Regions from separate parts of the Mus musculus genome. Here region 2 is linked to region 1. The links are chromatin loops, found by intact Hi-C in ENCODE. Cell type or tissue: heart. All regions are shown on one strand. Each heading gives the region's core, and the rest is flanking DNA. Links, peaks and the distances in the headings are about the cores only.

Evidence for each region. Peaks named below come from ENCODE experiments on the same cell type or tissue, not always from the same donor. Only the 100,000 strongest peaks of a DNase experiment are listed, where the experiment ranks them.
Region 2: a loop joins it to region 1, with 2.3 times the contacts of the local background. A loop is called at or near these places in 2 of 42 quality-filtered maps.

What each region holds. Positions count from the first base shown.
Region 1 is chr7:4,495,841-4,506,089 of GRCm38, reverse strand. Ppp1r12c (protein phosphatase 1, regulatory subunit 12C) reads left to right here and starts at 4,410. Exons shown (of 22, transcript NM_029834.3): 1 at 4,410-4,824; 2 at 8,544-8,674; 3 at 8,755-8,873. The coding sequence starts at 4,492. Tnnt1 (troponin T1, skeletal, slow) reads left to right here. Exons shown (of 14, transcript NM_001277903.1): 14 at 1,290-1,520. The coding sequence ends at 1,335. In heart, for the core only: no CTCF peak of the experiment used is centred there; DNase peaks (open chromatin) are centred at 3,949, 4,349, 4,939, 7,689 and 4 weaker places; H3K4me3 peaks cover 4,690 bases; H3K27ac peaks cover 3,225 bases.
Region 2 is chr7:4,442,227-4,452,475 of GRCm38, reverse strand. Rdh13 (retinol dehydrogenase 13 (all-trans and 9-cis)) reads left to right here and starts at 6,819. Exons shown (of 7, transcript NM_175372.4): 1 at 6,819-7,029; 2 at 8,155-8,273; 3 at 9,727-9,882. The coding sequence starts at 6,965. In heart, for the core only: a CTCF peak has its summit at 5,138 (motif pointing right); a DNase peak (open chromatin) is centred at 6,785; H3K4me3 peaks cover 1,870 bases; H3K27ac peaks cover 1,674 bases.

The DNA of each region.
Region 1 (10,249 bases), core at 1,262-9,261:
GCACCATACAACATGTGGAGTGTGCTCAGGAGACTTGGAAGACTTGGTTTCTTCTTCCTTGTGGTCCCAGGGATAAGGCTCAGATCTTAGGTTTGGCTGCAAGCACCTTTACCTGCTAACCCATCTCGCTGGCCTCTCTCTCTCCCTTTCTCTCTTTGTCCCTCCCTCTTCTGCCAGTTTTCCTTCTCTCTATTTTTTCTTATTAAGACAAGGTCTCCCCGTGGGGTGGTGGCGCACGCCTTTAATCCCAGCACTTGGGAGGCAGAGGCAGGTGAATTTCTGAGTGCGAGACCAGCCTGGTCTACAAAGTGAGTTCCAGGACAGCCAGGGCTACACAGAGAAACCCTGTCTCGAACCCGCACCCCCCCCCAAAAAAAAGAAAAGGTCTCCTGTAAGTTGGAGTGACCTAGAACTCCATTGGTATTTGAGACTGCCCTTAAACTCCTGACACTTGCCTGCCTCCATCTTCCAAACCTGGCACATGTGTGTGTGTGTGTGTACACACATATGTATACATATATGAATATCTATGTATGTATGCAGTACTGGGCACTGAGTCAGGGCCTCTCCCATGTTAAGTAAGTACTCTACCACTGAACCACAAACTAGGCCTCTCACTGGGGGATTACACACACACACACACACACACACACACACACACACACACACGTATGTAGGCCAGGTTGTCCTCAAACATTTCCTGATGCTCCTGCTTCATCCTCTTCAGGGCTGACATCACTGGTGTTCCCCACCATGTCCAGGCTTCCTGCTCAGTCTCTTTCTTGTTCTAGCCTTTTCTGTACTCTTCCAGCCCTCTTGAGCCCTGATGCATGTCACCACCTCTAGCTAACCCTTCTTTCACGCTCAAGCCCCTTTCACATAAATTTGCATGAGTTATCTGTGAACTAACCAAGAAAGTCAACTCCCACCAACCACTGGGCATTATCTGAAAGAGCTGCACTCAAAGGGGGTCGTAGCTCAGTGGTAGAACCACTACCTAGAATTCCCCGTGAGGGGCTGGGGGCGTGGCTCATAGGTAAACCCCTGCCTAGAATCCCCCAGTGAGAGGCCTGGTTTGTGGTTCAGTGGTAAAGTACTTACTTAACATGGGAGAGGCCCTGACTCAGTGCCCAGTACTGCAAAAAAGAAATAGCACTGCTGGCCTCTGCTCCCGACTTCCTCTGGGTGGGGGTGGGTATTTGGTGGACTTCCTGAATTTTAAAGATGCTGTGCTAAGCTTATCTCGGAGGCTCAGAACCTCTTCCTGACACCACCTTCTTCTCCCACAGCCGAAAGGGGGCTGGGAAGGGTCGAGTTGGAGGCCGCTGGAAGTGAGACTGCCAGGACATGACCTGCTGTGTGGAGCCCAGGAGCCACTGGAGCGTGTCCCATCTGTAACTCAAAATAAAGTGCCCCCAGGCATCTGCTTAAGTTCTTCAGGGTTGTTATTATGTGGGTTGATCGACATCTCCATACTGCCTGGGAGAGCCATCAACTGTCATTAAAGAGAGTTCAAGTTCATGACTGGGAGTACAACTTGTCTAGAGCTCATGAGACCCTGGGGTAAATCTCCAGTTCTGCTTAAACTAGATACGATGGCGAGTGACAGTAATCCCAGCACCGGGGAGGTAGACACAGGAGGCTCGGGGTTTCAAGGTCATTCCTTGGCCACACAGTGAGTTCAAGACCATCCTATATGAGAAATAAAGACAATACAGGTGGTAGTGGCATATGCCTTTAATCCCAGCACTCGGGAGACAGACACAGGCATATCTCATGAATTTGAGGCCAGCATGGTCTACAGAGCGAGTTTCAGGGCATCAAGGGCTACACCAAGCTACACCAAGAAACCCTGTCTCATCAGACAGACAGACAGACAGACAGGGCTGATAGAGGAATAGATTTATAAGCTGTGATCCTAGGGCCCAGGACACAGCCCAGCAGGTAGATGTGGATCCTGCCAAGCATCGTGACCTGGGTTGGATTAGACCACAACCCACATGGAAGGAAGAAGTAACTTCTGCAAGTTGCCCTCTGCCCCCCACATGTGTTGTCATACGTAAGCATACATGTACAATGACTAGAACGACTAGCAAAAGACATGTGGTTCTGGGGCAGGAGCAAGGGCTTAGCAGTCATCAGTTTTGCTGCTCTCCCATTCAGTGGTTAGAAGGGTGTGCACGAATGCTGTGCTCAGGAACTCAAAACCGGAACATAGTTTTTGGTCAGTGCTCTCCTTCCTTGTGGGTCCCAAGGATGGACTTCTTGCCTTGGGGAAGAAGGGTGGGTGTGTGTGTGTGTGTGTGTGTGTGTGTGTGGTGTGGGGTAGGGTTCACGTATCTCATATCAGGGTTATCCTTTTGGATTTATGACCATTGTTTCCCAGGACTCGAGCTTTTTATGGCTTATTTCTCTGCATAAATCCAAAGATTATGGAGTGGGTGGGCTGCTTTAGTTCCCCTTAGGAAAAACGTTTGTTTTCCCTATGCAAATTTTGACAGCTTTCTGTTAAGACTTTGGTAGGTCTGTGTTCCTGTTTCAAAATGTTTTTTTTATCCTTCTCAAATTGGATTTTTAGGGGAGATAATGTGAAATATCACATTATTTTTATCAGGTGTTTATTAGGTGTTCTTATCTGTTGGAAAAACTTTCAAACCTAGTGGAACATCACATTTTAGACTTACAAAGTCATGCCAGGGGGTGGCTCAGCAGTTAAGAGCACTAGCTGCTCTTCCGGAGGTCATGAGTTCAAATCCCAGCAACCACTGAGTGGCTCACAACCTTCCTTAATGAGAAAACAAAAACAAAACACAAACAAACAAAAAACCTATGGGCTGGAGAGAGCAGGGCCGGAGCGAAAGGGGGTGGGGGGAGGAAAAAAAAGAACCGAACAACAAAATCAGGCCCAGAGAGCATGATACAATCTGAATTATAATTCCTAGTGTCTTTTGCAGCCCCAGGTGGGCTGAAGAAAAGTATGTGGTTATTTTGGTCATGTTTGAGGGCCCTCTTTCTGGTATGCTCAGGGAATTATTACCACTAGAAAACGTGGGCTCGTTCTTGGTCTGGAAACTGACTTCTTAGGTACCTTGCATTCTGAGACATATTTGGAAGTCTGGAGCTGAACCCTTTGGAGGCGTGGCCTTGAGACTACATTTCCCAGCTTGCCCTATGTTATCTGATTTCCTTGAACTTTGCTCGGGAACTTTATCGCCATGTTAAAAGATGAGTTTGGCGGTGACAAGCTTTAATCTTGTTTGAGAACTCAATTTCCCGTCGGCCCTTGGTCTACCTGATGCCTTAGGGAGCCCATTCATTCATTCATTCGAAATATTTTTTATTGCCTACTCTCAGGCTTAGTTCTAGTCATTAGGACTAAGAGGGTCTCAAAGAAAACAAATCGAGTTTACTTATAGCCGATGGGAGAGGGACAGATTCAAAACCAAAACAAGTACGGCATGGTGGCACTCCTTTAATTTCATCACTCCAGAGGCAGGAGGAGGCGGAGTTTTGTGAGTTCGAGGCCATTCTGTCTGCATAGTGAGCTTCAAACCAGGCAGGGCTACATACTGAGACCCTGTCTCAAAACAAAAATAACCCCCCCCCCACACACACACACACACAAACAAACAGACTCCTGTAATCCCAGCAATTAGGAGATGGAGACAGGAAGATCAGAAGTTCAAGGGCATTATTAATGAGTTCGAGCGCCATCCTATCTCAAAACAAATCGTAAAAAGTATGCAAAATTTATTTCTATCTCTCAGGATCCGCTATCCGCTATCATTTCCCATGCGCCTTGGGGTAGTCACTTTACAAAGTACACTACATTTCCCAGCATGCCCCAGTAGCCTGTCCGGCCGCTCTACCCAGATTCCCAGCACTCCCTAGGGACATGTCCTCCTTTAGGCAGTTCTCTTTTTGCTTGTTTTTTCGAGAGAGGGTTTCTCTGTGTAGCTCTGGCTGTCCTGGAACTCAGGACCAGGATCAGACCAGACTGGCCTCGAACTCACTGCCTCCCAAGTGCTGGGATTGAGGGCGTGCCTTTTGAGTTTTTCGTTCGACCCCTTCCAGCTCCGGATTTCTAAACGTGCCTCAGGATATATAGCGAGTCTAGCGAAGACTTCCGCTTGTAGAACCCATTTCCCAGCACTTCTGCCGGCCTGCCGGCTGCCTCATTCTCTAACCTATCTGCTCAAGTTATGCAAGGCTCCTCAATGGGGAGAAACTCCACTTCCCAGCTCGCTACGAGGGGCTTCTTTTTAGGCCCTTGCCCCCAGCGATAGCTACGCAAGTCTCAGGCGGGACTCGGTTACCCAGAGGGCTTTGGGTCGGCGCCGTGACGTCAATATACCGAGCGGGGGCTGGGCGAGCTTCTGGGCGGTGCTTGTCGCGCGGCGGTTCCCGGCGGCCCCCGGGGCGGGCGGGTGGCGGCTGTTCGTCGCCCGGTGCTCGCTCGCTCGCTTAGTAGGCGGGCGAGCGGCCGGCGCGATGTCCGGCGAGGATGGTCCGGCAGCGGGCCCGGGGGCGGCGGCGGCTGCTGCGGCCGCCCGTGAGCGGCGGCAGGAGCAGCTGCGGCAGTGGGGGGCTCGGGCGGGCGCCGACCCGGGCCCCGGGGAGCGGCGAGCCCGCACGGTCCGCTTCGAGCGCGCCGCTGAGTTCCTGGCGGCCTGCGCGGGGGGCGATCTGGACGAGGCTCGCCTGATGCTGCGCGCAGCGGATCCCGGTCCCGGCTCCGGCGCTGCGTCCGACCCCGCCGTCCCTCCGCCTGCCCGTGCCGTGCTCGACTCCACCAACGCGGATGGCATCAGCGCCCTGCACCAGGTCAGCGCCCCCGCCCCGCGTCTTCGCCACTCGGGCATCCTCCCTCCTCGGCCCTGATCCACCTCCCCTCGACTGTGCCATCGCTGAGGATCCCGCCTGCTCTGTGGCCGCCTCTTCTCTGTCATTCGTGCTGTCATCTCTCTCCCGTGCATTTTTTGCAGCATCGCTTACTTCCGTGCCTATGCTGGCCGGGTTCCTCCTTTCCTAGCTGGTACTTGTTTGACTGTGCTGAAGTCTTTCCTGACCCAGGCCTGTGGTTTCGTTCTCCTGCACTCTGACTTGACCCTCTTTAGGCCCAGGTCCTTCAGTGTCACTTCTTTGAAGGTCCATCCTGTTTGTGCCTTCCTCTTCTTCCCGTGACTTGTGCTGTACGTTGTGGCCTCAGGACAGTGTACCACGTTGTTTCCTTGAAAAGGCATTTCCTCTGTCGCGTCATCCTTTGCTTTTTTTTTTTTTTTTAATCTTTTCTCTTACCTACAATCCCATGTCCTTAATTACATTATCAATTCATCCCCCCCCCCCCCAATTTGGGGAGCTTGTCACCTCTTATAGAAGTTTCTCCTCAACTCTCTTTCTCTGTTTACATTGTTTGCCTTCCTGGAAACTTGTAGGCATTTGCTCTTCGAGGAGCTGGACCACTTTTCCTTTTGTTTTGTTGTTTTTCCTTTAGACAAGGTCTTGCTATGTAGCCCAGGCCATCCTCAAATGCAGGTCCTTATGTCTCTGCCCTCCTCCTCCTCCTCCTCCTCCTTCTTCTTCTTTTTTTCGAGACAGGGTTTCTCTGTATAGCCCTGGCTGGGAACTCACTGTAGACCAGACTGGCCTCCAACTAAGAAATCCGCCTGCCTCTGCCTCTGCCTCTGCCTCCCCAGTGCAGGGATTAAAGGCGTGCGCCACCATGCCAGGCCCTTCTCTGCCCTTCTTATTTCTGGAATTACATGGCCACTTCACCTATTGTTGGTTCATCTCCTAGACTTTATTTAGGCAACCAACGTCCTTCTTCAAAAAGTGTGCCCTCTCTCCTAGATTTCCACCCTATCACCTCCCAGGATTCTAGAACCTATTCCACACATTATTTTTTTCCAGTGCTCTGTGCCCGAGAGTCAGGACCATCTTGTGTTGTTGCTTGGGTTCTTCTGGATTCAGGATGCTTTTATTCAGTTAGGATGACCGAGAACAAGATAAGTCACACAAGAGCCTACATCCCAGTTCTCCCTCCTGGTCTCAGTGTTGGTCCAATGTCAGTCTTCTGGTGGGCAGCTTCTTTCATGGCAACTTCCATCTCCTGGGTTGTCCTCTCTTCTTGCTAGGATCCCGTAGTTCAGTTACTGGTGGGAACAGAGGGGATCCTGGAAGGGACGCCTGCTGCCTGTGGAGATGGGAAACAGAGCGAGGGTATTTGACAGGTTCAATTTTCACACTTGCAGGTAGAGAAAAAACACCCAGAATCCATCCGTCCTGGGCTGCGATGTAGCTTGGGTGGTAGAGTGGGTACTTAGAGCTCAGGAAACCAGGGGCTTGGAAAGTGGAAGCAAGGTGATTGGAGGTTCAGTGTCAGCTTCAGCTACAGAGTGAGTTTGAGGCCATTCTCGGCCACATGAGACGTAGTCACAAAAACAAAACCAGTCAATCAGTACTGACTTAATGTCTGTTTGCCTGTCTGTTCTTTGTCTCTTTTATCTTGAGTGTTCTTTCTCTGTGTCCTTTAGCTTTCTTACTTGTGGAATGGGACCAGTGGTCACCTCTGTCCCTAGAAGCTCTGGTGAGAAGTGTCATGTGGAAGCTCCTCCTTGAGGCCTACATGATCTGCCGGTGTACCCTGGGAATGAGTTCCCAGTGTTGTCTGGGACATTTTCCTTTACATACAGCAGGGCACTACTTCCCTGCGGCCCCTCTCAGGGTCTCAGCATCTTTAAACAGTGCAGGAGAGCAGTTCAGACTTCTAGCACCACCCAAGTCCCTGGCTTCTGAGCTTTCTCTTCTGACTGCATCCCTCTCCTCTGCATCTGCTGGAGGCACTAGAGCACCTCCTCTGACAGGACCTGTAACCTCAGGCCTGGCCTGTCAGGCAGCCTTCCAGGTGGGTCTCTCCTCCCACCGCTGCGATACCTTGGTGAACTCACTCTTCAGGGCTTTGCAGGAGGCTTGGATGATTGGGAAAGGAGATGCAAAGAGAGCAGTTGGTTTACAGGGCCAGTACGCAGAGGGAGCTTGGGTCTAGAGTGGGGTGAGTGTGCTGTCACCACCTTGTACTGCCCTGGCTTTAGCAGTGAAAGTTCCAAGAGCTAATTTCAGTCCCAGGAAAACAAGGACATTTGGTCACTCTGTCTGGTGACTTCTGGTGTCTCCTGATTTCTATACCTGGAGCTGTGTTTTCAGTTTTAAACCCTCCTTGGGGCATCAGCTTCCTGCCGTGATATTTCTTGAGCCCCAACTTCTACCTCACCAAGACAGGGATACTCTTTTTTTTCTTTTCTTCCCTTTGTCCAATAATCTGCCTTGCCCAATAATGGCTATGAGTTGGGTCTATGGTTGGCAGGGCTGGGAGTTAAGAGTCCTAGGTTTGAACAGGGGAGAGATTTTGTGCTCAAACACATGGATCTGAGGGAGGAGGGGCAAGTCTAAGAAAAGAGGATCGACTAGAGCTCTGTGTCTGAGGGAGGAGGAGGTGGGCCTAGATTCCTGAGTCCCTGGTGCCCAGCCTCAGGCATCTTTCACATGGACGCCGGTGCCTGGCCAGGCCCTTGAAAGGGAAAGGCCCATCTGCCTCCTTGCCCCCCTCCCGTCACCATGACAACAGAGTAGAAATAAACTGAGCCCAGAGTGACGCCCAGAGTTCATCCCGTTCCCAGGGCACGTGTGGCCCCCCTCTTGCAGCCTAAATTTCCATGACTTCATGCTCTTGGCCCTTGTAGCTTCCTTCCCTCTTTCTCCAGATGGTTGAACTTGAAGGGGGTTAATTTTCATGAGGGCTCAGGAGTCGGGACCCAGCCCCCTCTCTCGACTCAGTGGTTCCAGCATCTAGCCAGTGTCATCAGGGATTGGGGCCAGCTTTCTCCTATGGCCCTGAGTACTGTGCTAGCTAGGGTGAGGCCTTCCTCTCCCCAAGTTTTCTGTTCTAAAGTGAGGAAGCGGGGGTGTAGTGTGGTGTTGGTGTTTGGGGGAAAGATGTTCTGAGGAAACCTGTGCACAGGAAAATTTGGGAAATATGCCCCTGGCCCACAACTGTGTCTCTGGGAGGTGCTGCATACGTATGATAATCTTATTTATTTATTTATTTATTTGTGCTCTGAATGGAAGTCAGGGCTAGGTGAGCGTTCTGACACTACCTACACTGGGGTGTGTCTGCTCAAAGTGCCCTGCCTTTTGGGAGACCATGTCTGGGTTCTGGGACTCCTCCATCTCAAGAATATGTTCAGCAATCACATGCAGGGATGGCAGCCCAACATGTTCCATGTCCACTTTTTTCATCCTGGCTTCTGGAACCTGCTCTTGTCTCCATGAACTCTTCATGCTCAGATGACCCAAACATGGAGTAACTAGGGTATTTTAAGCGGCGGGTGTCTGGAGGCCCCTGGGACTTACATTGAAGGCCATTAGCATTGCTTTTCACACCCTTCGCTGGCCCTGGGTCTCTGGGTCTGCCTTTGTAGAAAAGTCTCCTCGTTGGTCCTCTGGCTGGGTGAGATGAGAGCTGATGGGCTTGTTCCCATCCTTAGGCCTGCATAGATGAGAACCTGGAAGTCGTTCGCTTCCTGGTGGAGCAGGGTGCTACTGTGAACCAGGCAGACAACGAGGGCTGGACGCCTCTGCATGTGGCTGCCTCCTGTGGGTACCTGGACATTGCCAGGTGAGGCAAGGGTTGAAGGGCAGGGCTTGGGTTAGGTGTTGAGTCCAGGCCTGGCAGCTCTGACCTTTCATTGCCCCTAGGTACCTCCTGAGCCATGGGGCCAACATTGCTGCTGTCAACAGTGACGGGGACCTGCCTTTGGACCTGGCTGAGTCAGATGCCATGGAGGGGCTGCTGAAGGCAGAGATCACTCGCCGAGGTGGGCCTATGGGATTAAGAGCTTTGGAATTTGGGAGTCTGGACTCAAAGGTCTTGCCCATTTCCTTGGACTCTGGCTCTCTTTATGCCTCTGTTTCTTCCCCAGTAAAATGGGAGTGGAGGTGCCAGGGTTACCAAGGGTCTAGTGAGACACTACCAGACATAGAATAAGAGTACTAGCTGCTATGAGTGTGCCTGTTACCTCAGCCCCAAGGAACTGAGGGATTGAGGTACTGTGAGCAAATGCTTGTTCAGGAGTAAGGAGCAAGATGGCTAGACCCTACCATGAGTTAGGAGGGACTGGGACATATGGTGGATTCTGTCCTGAGCTCCCAACATCATTGTGTCCTGGTTTCTTTGAGTGGGAACTAGGAGCCCCTTGCATCTCCATGTCTGACCCTATCCATTTCCCTGGATGAGGTGCTTGTGTTCTTAACAGCAAGTTCTGAAAGAGGCTCGAGATCCCTGTCTGCCGACTTCCAAAGCTAGTGTCCAGTGTCCAGACCAGCTGTGGTGCTGCGTGCCTGTGATCCCAGCCTTGAGTAATAGTCATGCTCCCCTATGTAGTAAGCAAGTTCAAGGCCAGGCTGGGCTACATGAGATCCTGTCAGCACACAAACAAATCAGTATCCAGAGCCAGTTGGGTTGTAGCTGGGTGGATCTCAGCTCTTTAATGTAGAGCCTGGAAGGAAAGGAATTGGGAAGCAGGCTAGGTTGGGGATGTTGTGGAGCTTAGCAGGCTCTCCAGGAACGTAAGATGCCCTTGTACCCTGGTTTCAGTTCTACACTGGGGAGTGTCCAGTTAGGAGGTAAGAGGGGAGAGAGGACAAACAGATCATAGGAGGTGTAGTCTTGGCGTCCCTGTTCTTGCATGTTACCACCTAAGGTGGGAAGACATGGGTTTAACATCTTGCCATATTGAGTTTCAGATGGCTATGAGTTAATTGGGGATGCTTGGTAGCCAGTCGGCACCAAGAGATGGAGGCCAGAGGTTAGAAGCCTCACTGGGTTATAGTGGAGCAGCAGCAGTGGTTGAGCCAAGCTCCCACTCCTTTTCCTAACTTTATTTTGGTACAACTTCAAACACAGAAAAGTTGCCTCAGTACTATGACTTACCTTAGACCCTTTCCTGGCTTTATCACAGAATTTGTTAAATTACATGTTCGGGTTTTCTGTCTGCAAATATGTCTGTCCCCTATGCATGTCCGAGGCATCAGACCCTTTTGCAATTGTAGTTATAGACGGTTGTGAATCACACTGGGTGCTGAGAATTGAACCTGGAACTTCGGGAAGAGCATCCTGTGCTCATAACTGCTGACCTGTCTCTAGCCCTATTTATCTTTGAGACAGGGTCTTGCTATGTAGGCTGGTCTGGTA
Region 2 (10,249 bases), core at 1,097-9,096, 53 kb after region 1:
ACTAAGTGCTGGGTCAATGACAAAAAGCCAGCAGCAAACAATTCAGTAGCCAAGATGACATGAAGTGAATGAAAAGGTTCTGTGGGCAGGCAGTTCAGCCTTCTGCTACCTGCTTTAATGGTTCCAGCCTCAGTTTCCCCTCTTGCTCTCTCCCTTTCCTTCATTTTCTCCTTCCTTTTTGTTTTCTTCCTCCCTCCCTCCCTCCCTCCCTCCCTTCCTTCCTTCCTTCCTTCCTTCCTTTTTTTTTTTTAGACCAAGTCTCTAGCCCAGACTGACCTCAAGTTTGCTGTGTAGTTGAAAATGAAATTGAACTTCCTATCCTCCTACTTCTACCTTCCTAGCACTTGGATTGCATGGGTGAACCGCCATGCCTGGCATGTGCAGTGCTGGGCCCATACCTAGGACCTCATACATGCTAGACAGGTACTTTGCAACCTTAGGCCCCTGATCTGAATTTCTTTTTAAAGACTTTTAAAATTAACTCTTTGATAATGTTATACACATTTCGATCACACTTACCCCCAATCCTGCCTAGATGCACCTGTCCTTCTCTATCCCCTGGACTTTATGATCTTCTTTCCCCCACCCATCGGGTCAGCTTCATGCTACCAAGTATTCTTGGATGTGTGGCCTTCTACTGGAATGTGGTTGCCTGACTCTCCCTGTCCCCGTCCATCAATTGCCAATAGTTCCTCCTCCAGGATGGGACTTCATACCCATCTCCTGTACTCACTCTGCTATTTGGACTGGCTTGAACTTACATGGGTCTTGGGCATGCTGTCATAATCACAGTGAGTTCATACATGCAACTTACCTGCCCAGACATCCACAGCCTCTGGGACTTACACTCTTGGGGGTGGGGGGACCACTTTTCAACAATGATCCCTGAGGCTGAGGAGGAGGTGGCATGACACAGATGTCCCAGTTACGGCTGAGCTCTCTGTAGTCTCCTAGTCTTTGCACCTTGACCAGTTGTGAGTCTCTACTGCAAATAGAAGTTTCTCTGTTGAGAGTTGAGAGATGCATTCTGTGTCTCCATATTATCTCTGAATTTTTGTTTGTTTGTTTGTTTGGCTGACCTCCAACTCACAGAGATCTGACTATCTCTGCCTCCCGAGTGCTGAGATTAAAGACATGTGCCACCACCCCTAGCCTGTGCTCTGAATTTTTTTATGGCTACTCATCCAAGATGTTCCCTCTCCAAGTGTTTATTAAGCATTTATTCTATGCCAGGTATTGTGGTATGTTTCAGGGATAGAGATTTAAATGAAACTGCACAGAGCGGCTCTCCTTAAGTTCAATGCTGGCAGGAGACACCTGCACATTCAGAAAACTCCAGATCTTATCATGCAGCTCAGAACACGACTTGAAATTTATAAAGCATTTGTTTCTAGAATTTTCCATTTGGTGTTTTGAGCCAAAGATTAATCTTGTGTGTCTGAAGCTGTGGAAGGCACGTCTGTGGGCAGGGAATGCACTACTGCATAGCTTTCATCTGGGACTGAAGACAGCTGCTCCACTGCTGCCATCACAACTGTCCTCCAGCCAGCAGGAAGGAAGGAGGAGGAAGAGAAGGAGGAAGAGGAAGAGGAGGAGGAGGGGGAGGAAGGGTGGGTACCGTTCCAGTGCTAGGTCTAGTACCATGAGCAAGGAGGGAAGAATAGATCCTGGGGTACAGCTAAACACATGTGGAGGTAGCTGATGCTGGAGCTGTTGCTCCTCTTCAGTCTATAGTCTGAATCTGAGCCTGAAAAAAAGCAGTTATGACAAATACACACACACACACACACACACACACACACACACACACACACACACACACACACATACACACACACACACACACACAGAGAGAGAGAGAGAGAGAGAGAGAGAGAGACATGAAAACAAAAAGCAAAGTGAGCAAACAAACACCTCCCCAGTCATGAAAACAGTCACCTTGCTCATGACCTTTCATTTCTCTGTGGCTCCCCAATACCCTCCAAGCCACAGACAAGCTTTGCAACCTGGCCTTAAAGTCATAATCTAGGTCCTTTTTTTGAGGACTGCAGACTCATCTCTTCCATCTATGCAATGTCACCCCAAAATCAAGCTGCCACCTCCTCCCCACTTTAGATGCATCTCTGCCTTCTGCTTCTTGCCTAGTTCTTCTCACATTTGGAAGCACCCTTCCTGGCCAGCGGTGTGTCCTGCCTCCCTGCCCAGGCCTCCTCTGCCCTCTCCAGGGTTGCCTCCAGCCTATCTTTGCCCAGGCTCTGTGGTCCTGGCAGGCAACATCACCAACTCTCCTTTTTTTTTTTTTTTGTCTTTCTTCTTTCCATCCCCAGTCCTCCTTTCTCACCCAGCCTTGGTTCCTCCATCTCTCGCCTCTCTTCTCTTCTCTGGGTTATTGGAACATGAGTGGAGTGCTTGGTGTGTGGTATGTTAGATTTACGAGGCAGCTTAAAGAGACAGGGTACTGGCCTCGACAGACTGGACTGTTTATTTCTAACAGTCAGGGGCTGATACATCAGAAAAGGGGTCTGCCAAAAAAGGGAAGGGATACTTGGAGTTTATATGGGAGGTTTGGAACATGGGACGTTAACACAGCTTCAGGTAGCCAAATGCTAAGTCTGCAATTCCTCCTGGAATTGTTTGTCCAGACAAGGCTATTTTATGTTTAGAAGCCGCCTTGCCCCAGCTATCAGGATGTGGATCATAGTGGGAGACTGAGTTTGGCAACTCAGTGATGGGAAAGGGGTTGGAGTTTCAACATAGGACCTTTGTCTGGGTCTGACAGAGTTTGCTCAAGGTTTATTCTAACAAGATGTACTGATAAACAGAATATGTGTTTTACCAGCTGTGGCCATGTAACAAATGACTTCATTATCCAGTAGCTTCAAACAAGGGCCTCTCTGGGAGCTGAGGATCTAGCTCAGTTGGTAGATTGCTTGTCTACCATTCATGAACAAAGCCATGGGTTTGATTCCCAGTACTGTGTTAAATAGGTAAGTTTTCCTAGCACTTAGAATGCTCAGTCAGGAACCACAGTGTTAGCATGTTAACGTTTCTTCTAGGCTCCACCCAGCAGTTACCTAGCAACAGTCAGGTATGAGAGCCTGGCTTCCTATAAAAAGACTGGGCTTTCTGGAGCTCTGACTCCTACTTCTGATCTCTCCCCCTGACCCCTTCCCCCATTCTCTCGACATGTGTTCTTGGTCAGCCTCTCCCTTCCCCTTCCCTTCCCCCTCCCCCTCCTTCTCTCCTCCTCCTCCTCTTCCTCCTCCTCCTCCCTCTCTCTTTCCTCTCTGCTCTTTTTATCTGTCTCTACTCCTTTCTCAACTCCCCTTCTCATGCCCCCAAATAAACTCTATTTTATACTAGACCCATTGTATGGCTGGTACCTCAAGGGGTGGGGATGCCTCAGCATGGGCCTGCTGAGGCACCCCCTCCTGCTGCATCATACCTTGTTTTACAAAACATATCACCCAGCACTGTACAAACCAAATGTGGTGGGTAGAGTGGGGTGGAGGCAGGAGAATTGGGAGTTCAGGGTCATCCTCAGCTACACAGGGAGTCTGAGCCACACTTTCAAAAACAAGGGTTGGAGGTGGAGGGAGGAAGAAAGGAAAGAAGGGAGGGAGGGAGGGAGGGAGGGAGAGAGAGAGAGAGAGAGAGAGAGAGAGAGAGAGAGAGAGAGAGAGAGAGAGAGAGAAAGGTAGGGAGGAAGTGAGGGAGGGGAGGAGGGACTGAGAGAGACCTTTTCTGGATGTCTTGAAACTTCTGCCCTGGGAAATCAGAGGACCCTATGGAGGACTACTCTCAGCACCTGGGACAGCACCCAGTGTGCACCATTTTTTTTTTTTCTTGACAATATCAATCTTGGCAAAGGGTGCAGAGTCAACCTGAAGTGCACAGAGACATTCCACCCACCTTGGGTGTGTCTCGGAATTGGACAGGAGGTCTTCAAAAGCAGAACTTTGCTTGCATCTTCCTCTTTGTAATAACCGCGTTCTAGGCAGCCCATGTTCTGGAACTCACTATGGAACAGGTTCTTGTAACAAATGCCTTCTTGACATTTTCTTTTTTTCCAAATTGCATGGTAGGGGCTGGCAAACTGTCTCTCTGCTTGTTTTCCACATAAAGCTTTATTGCAACATAGATGCAGTGGTTTGTTTGTGCATCGTCTGTGTCTGCTTCCTGCTTCTGTGGAGGAGTGGCTGCAATCCCAGGGCAGTTGAGAGGACTAAGAGCATTCTCAGTAGGAGTCTGTTCTAGGAGTAGATGATTTTAGGCTGAATGCACTCAAGGTTGTCCTCAACTACATAGTGAGTTAGAGACCAGCCTAGACTACAAGAGGCCCTGTTTCCAAACAAACAAACAAAACAAAAAATGTAGCACCCACTGTGGTTTTTCTGCTTGTCTTCTTCTTACCATTTTAGTCAGATGAAACACCATGATCAAAGCAAGTTGAAGAAGAAAGGATTTATTGACTTACATGTCCATATCATGTTCATCATCATAGGAAGTCAAGACAGGAACTCAAACGGGGCAGGAACCGGGAGGGAGGAGCTGATGCAGAGGCCGTGAAGGAGTGCTGCTGGCTGGTGTGCTCTCAACATTCTTATCTTCTAAGCTTCCACAGAGCAGCCCACTAAGCTCTCAACACTCAAAGGCCCAGAGTTCCAAGGTTCTTTCACAATCCTCCCTGAAACACATGGTCAGGTCTGTCACAGCAACACCCAACTCCAGGTGCCAATTTTCCAACCACGGTCTTTCCAAGTCCATTGTTTCACTGTCATTGGAGTGTCATTCTTCAGGATTCTGGTACACACTGAAGACCAGCCTCTTGGACTGAACAACTACTGAATTCTTTGGTCATTGGTAGACAGCCATTGTTGGACTAGCTGGATCACAGCCTGTAATCCTTTCTAATTATCCTCTTCCTCCCCAACTCGCTTTTGGTCATGGTGTTTTATCATAGCAATAGTAACCCTAACTAGGACACCTCCTCACATTTGTGGTAGATGAAGGCTCTCAGACATTTGAAAAACACTCTTTTTAAATGAAAAGTTATTTATTTATCTTATGTGTGAATGTTGTACCTGCTTGAGTTGTCTCTGAGCCATTTTTGTGCAGTGCCTGGGAAGGCCAGAAGAGGGCGTCTGAATCCCTGAAACTGGAGTTAGACATGGTTGTTGGGTGCTGGGGTCCTCTGCAGCAGCAGCAAGTGCCACTGACCTACCTTTCCAGTCCCAGGAGAATCAGCCTTTACTGTTACTGTCAGGGAAACTGTGTGGTAAGGATTGAATTCAGTAGCTGTGCTTGGAACACAAGAGGTGTTAAGTAAGTTGCAAGAAGTTGTGAGTGAGCACTCACAAGTGCACACTAAGGCCAGTTGTTCTTTTTTTCTTTTGGAATGACCAATCATTTCCTAAGTATAACTTCTTACAAAGGGAATGTCTGGGTCAATAGTATACACGGATCATCCTGTGACAGGTGTCTGACTAGACTTTCAGGAACACCAGATAATTGACTCCCACCAACAGGGAGTTTCCCCTGATCCTTGCCAACACTGAATATTTATTATAATGTTGCCAATCTGATAATTGAAAAATATTTATCTCCTTGTCACCTTCATGAAGACAAACAGGTGTCAAGTGTGCTGACATTTTCTAGTGACAGGATGTATTTGTCCACTGTCTATAGCCTTTTTCCTAACTTCCTTTCTTTTCCTTCCTTCCTTCCTTCCTTCCTTCCTTCCTTCCTTCCTTCCTTCCTTCCTTCCTTCTGTCCGTTCGTCTGTTTGTCTGTCTGTCTTCCTTTCCTCCTCTCCTGCTTCTAGACACTAACACTTTAGTATGTTTTAAATATATTATTCTTTCCTTTTGGTGTATAAGTGTGTGGACACATACATGCCGTGGTGGAAGGTCAGAGGACAACTTTTGGGAGTTGATTTTATCTTTCCACCATGTTCTAGGAATCAAACACAAGTTGCAAAGCTTGTATGACAAGTGTCTCTACCCCATGCACCATCTCACTGTTGTTTTAAAGCCAGTATCCTTCTTTTCCTTCAAATCCAATGGTCCAGGTCTCAGTTTCCTCCCTCAGATCCAAAGCCCACACCCCAGACTTCCACTCTTAAACACAAGAGTCCAAATCCTACCCTTCTCCCTCAGACTCAGGAATCTATACTTCACCCTCCTCCCTCAGACCCAGGGGTCCAGGTCCCAGCCTTCTTCCCTCCTTCACAAGGCCTACACAGAAAGTGCTACCATTAACTATTATTTAGAGGAGAAAAACCATGGTTCATTCTACAGGGTCTCGATGTCTGGAAATGGAAATGCTTGGTACCAAACTATCTATCTATCTACTTTATTTATTTTCTTCCTCCCAGATAGTATTCTTCTGCATGGATCTGGCTTCCTAGAACTCCCTCTGTAGAACAGGCTGGCCACAAACTTATGGGTTTGCCTGCTCCTGTCTCCGTAATGCTGGGATTAAACGCGAGCACCACTACCACCCAGCTACTATTTTTTTTATTTCTTCCTTCTTTCCTTCCTTCTTTCCTTCCTTCCTTCCTTCCTTCCTTCCTTCCTTCCTTCCTTCCTCCCTCCCTCCCTCCCTCCCTCCCTCCCTCCCCCCCTCTTTCTCTCTCTCTCTCTCTCTCTCTCTCTTTTTCTTCCCGAACTTCAGGACGCCCTTGGATTGGTTGAGTGTGATGACATTTGATCTGGTAGCTGACACGCCTGTCAACCTCGGCCGCATTCCATCTCCAGAAACTACGTTTCCCAGCATTAAGTGCGCCATGGGCCTACTTCCTAAAGCCCCGCCTCCACATCTGGTCACTCCCCATAGCCGGGTTCTGGTGGCTGTGTGATTCCACGTTCACGCTACTCGAGCGCACGTGGGTTCCTGGGCAGCGCGTTCGTCCGCGGAGTGGCCTGGAGTGCAGACCCACGGACACCCTTTTCCCCAGCCTGGGATGAGCCGCTTTCTGCTGCCGGTGTCCGTAGTGGGCACGGTGATCGGCGGCACCGTGCTGCTCAAGTGAGTCTGCGCGTCTTCTCTGCGCGCTTGGTGGTAGGTTTGCGACAGGGGAATGCCAAACAAGGCCAGAGAAGTATCCCTTGTCCTAAGTCCTCGGACGAATTCTTCCCGCTCACTAGTATGGCTTTTCCGGGAGAGGAGGGCGGGTCACCTCTTCAAGGTCACCTAGGGAGAAGGGGTGGAGCATGGATCTTGTGCTCATTTTATCTCTGGACCACTCCTTCTCTACCCTTTCCTCTTTGCCCAGCCTGTTTGCCTCCCCTTCCTTCCTTTCTTCCCTTTCCTCTCCTCCCCCGTCCTTCTTTCCTTCCTTGCGTTTTTCAGACTGGGTCTCACCATGAAGCCTTGGCTGGCCTGGAACTCGTTATATTGACCAGGCTGATTTTGAATTCACGAGAGATCTGCCTCTGCCTCCTGAGTGCTGGGACCAAGGACATGCGTGTCTGTCACCGCTAACAGCTTACATGAGGTGTTTCCCTCCCCGCCCCCCCCCCCCCCGCATGTATGCATATGCTATGCTTTCGGAGGTTAAAAGAAGATGTTAGATCCCGTGGAACTGGAGTTATTGTGAGTCACCGTGTGGGGTGCTGGGAGCTGATCCTGGGTCCTCTGTAAGAGCAGCAGTGCTCTTACTGCTGAGACATCTCTCCAGCTTCTTGATGTATACACACCCGCTTCCCAATCATTGTTCTCCAACTTCCATGGACCCCTTCTGACACATGCTCCTTCCAACGTCATGCATTCTGTCTGTCTGTCTGTCTATCCATCCATCCATCTATAGACAAGGCAGCATGTAGCCTAGGCTGGCCTTGAGCTTGCTCTGTAGTCGAGGATGATGACCTTAAATTCCTGGTATTCCTGCCATTGCCTCCTGAGTACTGGGCTTGCAAGTGTGTACCACCACTTCTGGCTATTGTCTTTTGTTTTTATAAAAGTATGAATAAATGATTGTTACCTCTTGGAGATGTTCCAACGTATAATCCTTTTCTGAGGCCATGACGAGGACTCCCGTGTGTTTGGGTGCTTTGGTGATGGATGTGAGCTTACGAGTGCTTTGCCCCAGCTCATAAATCTTGAGGCAGGCACGAGGCAGACAGAACTCACTGTGCTGTTTCTCACCTTCAGGGACTATGTCGCTGGTGGGGCTTGTCCCAGCAAGGCCACCATACCTGGGAAGACTGTTATCGTGACAGGAGCCAACACAGGCATCGGGAAACAAACTGCTTTGGAGCTGGCTAAAAGAGGTAAGAGCAGCCCCTGCTCTGGGGTTTGAAGAGTTATGTGCACACTGTTGTGTGCACAATGTTGTGTATGGCAGCCTTGTTTATAATACCTCGAAGGCAGAAGCATTCCAGGTGTCAATTTGCAGACAAATAAACAGAATACGGCTCATCCATACAGTGGAATATTACTATGCTTTCAAAAGGAAAGGAATTCAGACATGCTTCTGTGTGATGATTCTACAGGATGTTGTGCTAAGTGAATAAAGGCAGACACCACACACACACACACACACACACACACACCCCAACAGCTACATAATTCACATTCTCAAAACTATCCAAAACCAAACCTGTTTTTATTATGTAGTGTGTGTATGTTGGGCTGGAGTGGGTCTGAGTTTGCCATCTGTGTAGACAACCATGGAAGCTGGTTTTCTCCTTCTGCTCTGTAGGTCCTGACATTGAACCCTGGTCCTCAGACTTAGCAGTAAGTGCTGTGGCCTGTTGAGCCAATTGCCAGCCTCAGTATTTGCATATCTTGATATGTTTGCTTTGTGTGTATAGGGGGGAGGTGGGTACACATGTGCATATGCGTGCACATCCTTGTGGAGGACAGAGGATAGCCTCTGGTGGCATTTCTCAGAACAACAGTAGCATATTTCCATACGTCCTTCGAATGTTTTCGTCTTCCCACACGCCTTTAGAATATTTTCATAACAGCTCCTCTTCCCCCAAATCTCCTAGCTCCAGGAAACCTGCATCCTTTCTCTTTGTGGATTTACCTATTCTGGACATTGCATATAAATGAATGCATGTATGAATGTCTGACTCACTGAGTGTAGAGTTTCCAGGTCCATTCACCTTGTCATATGTCAGTACATTACTACAGTTATGGCTGAAGAGTATGCTATGGCCTGGATAGACTGCAGTTGGTTTATGTATTGATTAGTGGGTGGACATTTGCTATTTTGTGTGTGTGTGTTTTGAGGATTGAACCCACGGTGTCTTGTTTGCTAGGCAGGTGGTTTACTACTGAGCCACACCCCAGCCCCTCACTGGGGGATTCTAGGCAGGTGGTCTACCACTGAGCCATGCCCCAGCTTCTCATGTGGGGATTGTGGACTCTACCACTGAGCCACACCCTCAGTTCTTCACTGGGGGATTCGAGGCAGGTGCTCTGCTGCTGAAGTACCTCCTCAGCCCTGTTTTGACTTTTTTGAGACAGGTTCTTACCAAGTTGCCCAGGCAGGTCTTGAACATACTTTGTAACCTAGGCAGGCCTTGAACTTGCAATCCTCTTGCCTCAGCCTCCAGAGTCACTGCCATTCGAGGTCTACATCACCAAGCCTGGGAGTAATTGAGTTCCCATCTTTTGGCTATTGACTATGTTACTGAGAACACTGTGTGCAGGTTTAAGGTGAGTGTATGCTTTGATTTCTGTTGGACAGATGTGTGTTCTCTTTTCCTGTTCCAGGAGGCAACGTCATTCTGGCCTGTCGTGACATGGAGAAGTGCGAGGTGGCTGCAAAGGACATTCGAGGAGAGACCTTGAATCCCCGCGTACGTGCTGAACGCCTAGACTTGGCTTCCCTCAAGTCCATCCGAGAGTTTGCAAGGAAGGTCATTAAAGGTAGGCAAGAGGACATTGACTTTTCCAGCCAAGGTTTGTAGCTTCAGGTTAGCCTCTGAGGTACCTAAAGCCTGTAAGCTCTGGAGCAGAGGCTGGCCAACGGCGTCCGCTGGCTAAATGTAGCTGCTACCTGGCTTTCGGTTCTCTTCATAAGATCAGCTAGCTGTGCCTGCTTGTGAGAGTCCATCATGATCTGGCTTGTGGACTGTTGACGTTCTCTCAGAGTTGGAGGGAGCAGTGCTTTGAGTGAGAATAACCTACACAGGCCCGTGTGTCTGAATGCTGGTGTCCAGTTCTTAGGACTGTTTGAGAAGGATTTGGAGGTGTGGCCTTGCTGGAGTGTCATTGAGCGTGAACTTTGAGGTTT